Linked DNA regions of Mus musculus: region 2 is linked to region 1. The links are chromatin loops, found by intact Hi-C in ENCODE. Cell type or tissue: heart. All regions are shown on one strand.

Region 1 (5,000 bases):
GAGTCTTGTGTCTGCACAGGCTAATCTGAATACTGACATGATTTGACAGAAAAAATGGTTGACTTTTTGTGGCCCACAGAATGGGAGTCTTAGAATGAGCGTGATATGGAGTGAGGCCAAGAGGAAGCTAAACACCCAGCAAGTAGCAGCCAGGATGGAGCATACTCTCCAGCTCATGATCAGTGTGTATTTCAAAGGATGACAGATAGCTACAAAGCGATCATATGACATCACTACCAGAATCAAACACTCTGTCACTGCAAAAGCCAGATACAAAAATGTCTGAAGTATGCATGAAGCAAAGGAGATGCTTTTTTGGTGCATCACCATATTTGTCAGCATCTTAGGGGCAGTGCTGGAGGCGTAGGACATGTCAACTATGGCCAGATGTGAGAGGAAGAAGTACATGGGAGTGTGCAGCCTAGCATCCAGGCAGATGAGCCCCAGGATAATCCCATTTCCCATCAACGTGAGGCAGTAGAACAGCAAAAACAGCCCAAACAGGAGCATCTCCAGAGAGGGGTCAACCTGGAATCCCAGTAGAATGACCTCAGTGATCCATGTCTGGTTCATCCTCACCTTCTTATGACAGATGAATCCTATAATGTAGTCAGACAGGAAATTCCAGAGCTGAAAGAGCGAGAAGGAAGACAAAAGAAAGGGATTTTTCATTTTTGATTTTGAATTATGTCAGATGTGAAAATCAGTAATTCATAGTTCTAGTTCAATCTCTTATGTTGACTTGCAAATTTGGTTTCTAGGGATATTTCAAAATGGTAGCTTTTGAGCATTATAAAATATTTATCTTGTTTCACAGAAAAACCATGATACCGTCTTTCTTTATAGATTTTATAATAATAACAATATTTTCATAATAATTTAAGGATTGGCTCTAACTAAGGGAAGAGAAGGAGACACGTCTATTTCAATTGCTACCAACACTGGTCTCTGTTCATCACAGAAATGAAAGCTTTGGGAGCGCTTCCCAGGCTTTCTCACGGTACTTATACTACTAAATACAGTGTTGTAGGAAGAAAGAGAATTAGTGATCAAGATAATCTCTGACTTTTCTTGGCTTCAGAAACATGGGTATTAGATAAAGAACAAGCACTCGGTTGAAGAGGAATTTCGAGTAAGACAGCCCCTCCTAACATCAAATGTGGATTTGAAAGTGAGTGGGATCTGACCCCTAGAGCTCAGCTTTCAGAGTCCAGATGATTGTTGAGAACAGGGGATTATGTGGTTACCTGAAGCCAGGGGCTGGTGTTGACCACAGGAGGAGATGTGGACTACATATTGAGAAATGGTGAAAAAACAATGAAGAGATTTCCTCAAAAAAACCTATCTGTAAAATGAATGTCTTTAAATTGCAAATAAAGTGACTTCTGTGTACTAAATGATCACTATAATACATGTCCAGTTGACAATTCATGTGGAAGAACACTAAATTGGCCTCTACCTAACACCACACAAACACAAATTTCTGGTAAATAAAACAAACCCTCACAAACTTGTCTAAGTGATATATTTTTAAGATGCTAGAATAGCAAACATTTATTTTACACAATTCAAATAGAAAATATCTTATCCCTATAATGTTTCAAATGGTGACAGAATTCTCATTTTGCACTTTGAAAATCCTAAGAATAATATTTTAATTTAATTTGTCAGTATATATTTTTCAAAGATTACTTTAAAGAAAACTAAAAATGCTTCTTATCTGGGCTAGTGCCCTGAGCAGATCTTGGGCACGAACTCCTCACCCAGTCCCACAACACTTAGAGGAAACTCTAGTCCCAAGAGGAAACTCTAGTCCCAAGTGCTCTAACACACACCCAGGATCATAGGGTCAGAGGTGATCAGGACACAACATCTGCCCCAACACTGGAAGTAACTGGGACCAGTGGGACTCAGGCACCCAGGAGCTCCACCCAACCAGTGGCATAGGTTCCTTCTGATTTCAACTGGTGCCCTGAGCCAACCTTGGGCGCAAACTCAACATCCAGTCCCACAACACCCAGAGGAAGCCCCACTCCCAGGCACTCTAACAGGCCCAGGATTATAGGATCAGAGGTGCCCTCAGCAGACTTTGGGTACCAACTTCACAGCCAGTCCCACAACATCCAGAGAAAGCTCCACTCCCAAGTGCTCTACCACGCACGCCCAGGTCCACAGGATCCCAGGAGCTTAGTCACACCAGGATCTCAGGGTCCCAGAGGCAGCTTGACTCCCAGGAGCTTGGATACACCTAGAATCTCAAGATCACAGGATTACAGAATCACACAATCACAGACAGTTTGACTCTGAGGAGTTCTGATACAACCTGTATCACATGAAAGACAGCCTCCAGTCAGATATAGTCAAGGCAGGTAGCACTAGAGAGAATCAGATTGCAGGAGGCAAGCATAAGACCATAAGCAAAAGAAACCAAGGCTCCTTAGCATCATCAGAACCCAATTCTCTCACCATAACAAGTCCTGGATACACCATCATACCAGAAAAAACAAGACTCAGATCTAAAATCACGTCTCATGATGGTGATAGAGGACTTTAAGAAGGACATAAATAACTCCCTTAAAGAAATACAGGAGAACCCAGGTAAAAAGCTAGAAGCCCTTAAAGAGGAAACAAAAATCCCTTAAAGAATTACAGGCAAACACAATCAAACAGGCAAAGGAAATGAACAAAACCATACAAGATAAAAAAAATGGAAATAGAAACAATGAAGCAATCACAAAGAGAGACAACCCTGGAGTTAGAAAACCTAGGAAAGAGAACAGGAGTCATAGATGCAAACATCACCGACAGAATACAAGAAATAGAAGAGAGAATCTCAGGTGCAGAAGATACCATAGAAAACATTGACACAACAGTTAAAAAAATGCAAAAAGCAAAAAGTTCGTAATCAAAAACATCCAGGAAATCCAGAGCATAATGAGAAGAGCAAACCTAGGAATAGTAGGTATAGAAGGAAGGAAAATTGCCAACGCAAATGCCAGTAAATATCTCCAACAAAATTATAGAAGAAAACTTTACTAACCTAAAGAAAGAGATGCCTATGAACATATAAGAAGCCCACAGAACTCCAAATAGACTGGGCCAGAAAAAAAAATTTCTCCCATCACATAATAATCAAAACACCAAATGCACTAAACAAAGAGAATATTAAAAGCAGTAAGTGGAAAAGGTCAAGTAACATATAAATGCAGAGCTATCAAAACTACACCAGACTTCTCACCAGAGACGATGAAAGCTAGAATATCCTAGGCAGATGTCATACAGACCCCAAGAGAACATAAATGCCAGCCCAGGCTACTATACCTAGCATCTATTACCATAGATGGCAAAAACAATATATACCATGTCAAAATCTTTCCATAAATCCAGCCCTACAAAGGATAATAGATTGAAAACACCAACACAAGGAGGGAAACTACACCCTAGAAAAAGCATGAAAGTAATCTTTTAACAAACCCAAAATAAGATAACCACATAAACATAATTCTACTCCTAATAACAAAAATAACAAGAAGCAACAATCACTATTCCTTAATATCTCTAACTATCAATGGACTCAATTCCCAAAAAAATATGTAGACTATCAGACTGGATATGTAAACAGGATCCAGCATTTTGCTGCATACAGGAAACCTACCTCAGTGACAAAGGCAGACACTACCTCAGAGTAAATGGTTGAAAAACAATTTTCCAAGCAAATGGTCCCAAGAAACAAACTGGAGTACCCATTCTAATATTGAATAAAATCAACTCTCAACCAAAAGTTATCAAGAAAAGTTAAGGAAGGACACTTCGTTCTGATCAAAGGAAAAATCTACCAAGATGAACTCTAAATTCTGGATTTCTATGCTCCAAATGCAAAGACACGCACATTCTTAAAAGAAACCTTACTAAAGCTAAAAGCACACATCATACCCCAAACAATAATAGTGGGAGACTTCAGCACCCCACTCTCAGCAATGGACAGATCATGGAAACAGAAACTAAACAGAGACACAGTGAAACACACAGAAGTTATGAAACAAATTGGTCCAACAGATATTTATAGAACATTTCATCCTAAAGCAAAAGGATATACCTTCTTCTCAGCACCTCATGGTATCTTCTCCAAAATTGACCATAAAATCGGTCATAAATCAGGCCTCAACAGATACAAAAAGATTGAAATAATCCCAGATCACCATGGACTAAGTCTTGTCTTAAATATCAACCAAAACAATGGTAAGCACACATACATATGAAAACTAAACAATGGTCTACTCAATGATAACTTGGTCAAGGAAGAAATAAAGAAATAAATTAGAGACCTTTTAAATTTTAATGAAAATGAAGACACATCATACTGAAACTTATGAGACACAATGAAAGCAGAGGTAGGAGGAAAACTTATAGCTCTAAGTGCCTCCAAAAAGAAACTGAAGAGAGCTTACAGGAGCATCTTGACAACACACCTGAAAGCTCTAGAACATAAAAAGCAAATACACCCAAGAGGAGTAGACATAGGAAATAATCAAATCAAATAGAAACAAAAGAACCAAACAATCAACAAAGCCAGGAGCTATTTCTTTGAGAAAATCAACAAAATAGATAACCCTTAGCCAGACTAACCAGAGTGTTCAGAGACAGTATCCAAATTAATATAATAAGAAATGAAAAGGGAGACATAACAATGAAGTATATCTAAAATAACTGTTCTGTTTCTTGAATATAAACAGCTGAAAATATTAAAATCATGGTCTACAGACATCATGGAAATATTATTGGTACTCTTTCTTACTGTGCTTAAAATTAGCATTTTCTTAATGTTTAACTTCAAAGAGTTTTTGCTATTTTGAAACTTTTAAAATACTCACTGATAAAGTAATTTCTCTCCTAGAAACACTGATTTTTTTAAAGTAAACTTATTATTAGACAATGTCCATAGATATATAACACATTTTAAATACTACCTCACTATGTCAGGTGATATAATATAAGGGCTT
Region 2 (5,000 bases), 69 kb before region 1:
AGTTGTTTATTAACTGTAGGAGTTCTCTGGTGGAATTTTTGGAATCATGTCAATATACTGTCATATCATCTGTAAATAGTGATAGTTTGAGTCCTTCCTTTCCAATTTGTATCCCTTTGAACTACTTTTGTTGTCTAATTGCTCTGTCTAGAACGTAAACGTACTACAATGGTTAGATGGGGAGAGAGGGGGCACCCTTGTTTAGTCCCTGACTTTAGTGGAATTGCTTCAAGTTTCTCTCCATTTAGTTTGATGTTGGCTACTAGTTTGCTGTATATTGCTTTTACTATGTTTAGGTATTAACCTTGAATTTCTGATCATTCCAAGTCTTTTAACATGAAGGGAGGTTGGATTTTGTCCACATCTAATGAGATCATCATGTGTTTTCTTTTTTTCTTTGAGTTTATTGATGAAGTGGATTACATTGGTGGATTCCTGTATACTGAACCATCCCTGCATCCCTGGGATGAAGCCTACTTATCATGGTGAATAATGACTTTGATGTGTTCTTGGATTTGGTTGTCAAGAATTTGAGTATTTTTGCATCAATATTCATAAAGGAATTTGGTGTGAAGTTCTGTTTCTTTGTTGGGTCTTCATGCGGTTTTGTACTCATCATAATTGTGGCTTCATAGAATGAATTGGGTAGTGTTCTGTCGATGATGCTTGCATCTATGACTCCTGATCTCTTTTCTAGGTTTTATATCTCCAGTGTTGTTTCCCTTTGTGATTTTTTTATTATTTCTTTTTCCATTTTTAGGTCCTGGATGGTTTTATTCAGTTCTTTCACCTGTTTGGTTGTGTTTTCCTAATTCTTTAAGGGATTTTCGTGTTACCTCTTTACGGTTTTCAACCATTTACATGTGTTCTTTTGTACTTCTCTAAGGAATTATTTATGTCCTTCTTAAAGTCCTCTATCATCTTCATGATATGTGATTTTAAATCAGTGTCTTGCTTTTCTGGTGTGTTGGGGTAACCAGGGCATGTTGTGGTGGGAGAACTGGGTTCTGATGATGCCAACTAGTCTTGGTTTCTCTTGCTTATGTTCTTTCCCTTGCCTTTCCCTACATTATCTCTAGTGTTGGCTGGTCTTGCTGTCTTTGACTGTCACTTGTCAGTCCAACAAGCTTGTATGTCAGTACTCCTAGGAGACCAGTTTTCTCCTGATGGTATTTGTGTATGTAGCTCTGTGGCACCGATCAGCTCTGAGAGCAGACAGAAACTGGAAGGCTCCTATCCCAGGCTACTCTTCATTTCCTGTGTCCTTAGGGTTCTGGTTGGGTTCCTTTGAGCAGTAGTGGTGGTCTTACCTGTGCTCACAGGCTTGTCTGCACTCCTTGGAGGGTAGCTTTCTCCTGGACCTATTTGGGTATGGAGACCTGTGGCAGAGGATTGGCTCCAGGCACAGTCAGAAACCGGAAGCCAGAACATATTTTTTAACTTTGGAAAATATCCTTACTTTGAGAAAATCTTCAATCTACAAACAAAAAAAAATTAGAACAATGGTGTGTCAACACCTGAAATATAAATAAATAAAGAGGTCGTCAATATCCAATGTGTGGCTCTTGTATCATGAGGGCCTGATAGACATATGTGTGACACCTTACCCAATATGTGTCTAATTTTCTGAACTAGAAATGCAAAATGTGAAGGCTTGTAATTAGCTCTGGTACAACATTGATGAGTCTTAAAGTAGAAGCAATAGTTTTATCATCAACCTTAGCAGATGAAACTCTTATACTGGTGAAGTCTGAAACTGGTAGTGATGAGGCTTTATAATTTTACTTGTCTGTCATCTTGATGTAGTATTGAAATTTAAATCACAGTCTCAATTATTTATATAAAGTTTAATGTTACATAAGTATGTCAAGAGTTAAAGTATGTTCCAGGACAGCCAGGGATACACAGAGAATCTTTCTCTCTCCCTAGAGAGAGAGAGAGAGAGAGAGAGAGAGATAGAGATATATAGATATATAGATATAGATAGATATAGATTAGATAGATAGAGATAGAGATAGATGATATAGAGATAGAGATAGAGAGATAGAGATAGAGATAGAGATAGAGATAGAGATAGAGATAGAGATAGAGATAGAGATAGATATGAAAAAATTCTGAATGACATAGTTAATGATATTCTATCTGAACATCCAGTTCTTGGAATCTCAAACTCTTTCAAATATATTCAATGCTAAACACTGTCCATGAGATAAATCTGAGAGAGAGACAGAGAGACAGAGACAGAGAGACAGAGAGAGAAAGAGAGAGGGAGGGAGGGAGAGGGAGAGAGAGAGAAGAACTAAGTTACATCAAGGGAATCACATTAGGCTAACAGTATTTTCATAATAAGACTCTAGCAGTGAGGTGATAATTGGATAATATAGTCAAATACTAGCAAAATAGCAACAAAAAGTTTTCTGACAGCTGAAACAAACACTGAAAATATTCAAATACAAAAGAAAGAGAAGCACTTTCTAAAACAAAAGTAAGGTAATTTAACCTGAAAATAGGTTTGCATTAAATTCACTAAATTTATACAACTATAGAAGAAAATATAAAAATTTTAGCAACACATAAAAGCACCAAGTCATAAACAAATAGGGCAATGGATGGAAAATATACAAAACAACCAGAGTCAAGTAGTAGGTTTCTATCGTCAATAACTGTGTATGTAGTATGGAATTAAACATGAATTAAAAATGTAGCAAGAGCTGGATGGAGATAAAAAAAAGAGTTAGGGAGTCGGTGAATACTTTACACAAATATAAAGGGGTAGTATTGCAATATTTATATAATTGAAATGGAATTTAAATCAAAAGCATCAAATGTGATAAATCAAGTAATTATATAAAAATTTGGCAATGTAACAAAGGAATATGCCTCTGTTTCCTGTCTGCTTTACTGGATAATGTTGAGTGACAAAGTAGATATGAGCTCTTAGATCAGAATGGGTTTTTACTCACCTTTACCAACTTCATTCCTGTTTGCTAAGAGAGCACTTGTTCAACCATCTCCTGAGGCAATTTGACTCTTATTGCAGCAGATGACACCAGAAATACATGACTCTTGAGGTGTAGCCAAGGCACTCAAACTCCAAGGCCCTAGCTGAAAGCAAAAATCTGGAGTTGCTTAGCACATCTGTATCTCTAACACAAATAAATAACTTATTTACCAGCTGGGTCTTCTATACCAAGGGACAAATGATTTTTTTTTGTTATCTGCATTACTGTGGGAGGAACATGTGTAGATTTCATGCAGTGATAAACTCTGAAATCCTCAGGCTCCATTCTGTTAATCAGAGTCTAATCTGTGCCTCACCCACTGATACTAGCCTTGTAGCAGGAACCCCAGAAAATCAGTTGGAAACTTTGTAGATCAGGATCTGTGGAGTAGATATCAGTGCAAATATGTGTTTCCATAACTAAGTACAATTTTCTGACTAGACCTGCAAGAGATAGAGGCTTGATCTCAAAAGCCAACAGTCAGGGAGGCTTGGGTTTGAGTCATCACTATATTATATCTGTAAGCTAAAATGAAGACAGAGAAGTAAAATTTAAGGTCACAGTTCACAAAAAATTTTTGTGACTCTGTTTTTGATACATATTTCTATTAAGACGTTTGCTTTTACATATAATTCTTTATATTCTAAAATTTCCATTTGAGAAAACAAGTGAATTGAAAGCCCAAGGCTATTTCAAGGCATTATTTAGACCACCTTGTTCCATCCATGTCCTAATCTTCATTGTATCACAATTTCTTCCTTCAGAAACCACCCCCAAATAGATGTAAACCTCACAGGCACAATCCTGGAGGATAAGACATGTCTGCTCATCATGGCAAGAGCACATTTGGTGAGCAGTGAGACCCACACACATCCTCTCTACCTATTTTCTATTCTTATATCTCACTCTCCTGTTTTATTTTTCAACTTGATACATGGTAGTGGCATGCATGAATAGAGAACTTCAACCATAAAATGCCTCTATTTGATTGACCTATAAACAAGAATGTGAGGGTTTTGTCTTGATTAATGATGGATGTGAGAAGGCCTAGTCCAACATCAGCAGTGCCACCTCTAATCTGGTGATCCTGGGTGATATAAGAAATCACGCAGAGGAATGGTTCAATATATGGAAATTCATCAATTTAATCCACTATATAAACAAACTCAAGAAACAATATCATATGGTCATCTCATTAGGTGCTGAAAAATCCATTGACAAAAACAACGTCTTTTCAAGTTAAATGTATAGGAGATATCAGAAAATCAAGGTCTATACATAAACGTACTAAAAGCAAAACGCAGCAAACCAATAGCCAATATCAAAATAAATGGAGAGAAACTTGAAGCAATTCCACTAAAATCAGGGATAAGATAAGGCTGCTGAGTCTCTACTTATCTATTCAGATTTGTACTAAAAGTTTGGTTAAAGCTAGACAACAAAAGAAGACAAGTGGATACAATTTGGAAAGGAAGAAGTCAAGGTACGCATATAATATGATAGTATACATCAGAGACCCCCCCCCCCCAATTTTACTGCAGATCTTCTACAGCTGACAGACAACTTCAGCAAAGTGTCTGGATATAAAATTAACTCAAACAAATGAGTTTGAGTTAGCCTTCCTTTATACAAATGATAAATGGGCTGAGAAAGAAAATATGGAAAAACACACTTCACAATAGTCACAAGTAGTATAACATATCTTAGTGTAACTCTAACCAAATAAAGGAAAGCTCTCTCTGATAAGAATTTCAAGTCTCTAAAGAAAGAAATACAATAAGACCTCAGAAGATGGAATGATTTCCCATGCTCATGTCCTGGTAGGTTTAACACAGTAAAAATGACCATTTTACCAAAAGTAGATTCAATGCAATCCCCATCAAAATTGCAAAATAATTATGCCTATGTTTCTAAATAAAACAATTTGTTGAATGTGATAAAACATGAATATTGGGCACTGGAGTATGCATATGTAACAGTTCTGCATTTCTTCTCCCA

What was found. A loop is a pair of places that touch in the nucleus more often than their neighbours do. Peaks named below come from ENCODE experiments on the same cell type or tissue, not always from the same donor. Only the 100,000 strongest peaks of a DNase experiment are listed, where the experiment ranks them.
Region 2: a loop joins it to region 1, with 2.6 times the contacts of the local background. A loop is called at or near these places in 6 of 42 quality-filtered maps.

The regions. Positions count from the first base shown.
Region 1 is chr6:42,922,806-42,927,805 of GRCm38, reverse strand. It overlaps Olfr446 (olfactory receptor 446), which reads right to left and starts at 573. Exons shown (of 1, transcript NM_146295.1): 1 at 1-573. The coding sequence starts at 573. In heart, no CTCF peak of the experiment used is centred here; no DNase peak of the experiment used is centred here.
Region 2 is chr6:42,992,269-42,997,268 of GRCm38, reverse strand. No RefSeq gene overlaps it. Among named protein-coding and RNA genes, the nearest start is that of Olfr444, 39 kb to the right of the region's middle. In heart, no CTCF peak of the experiment used is centred here; no DNase peak of the experiment used is centred here.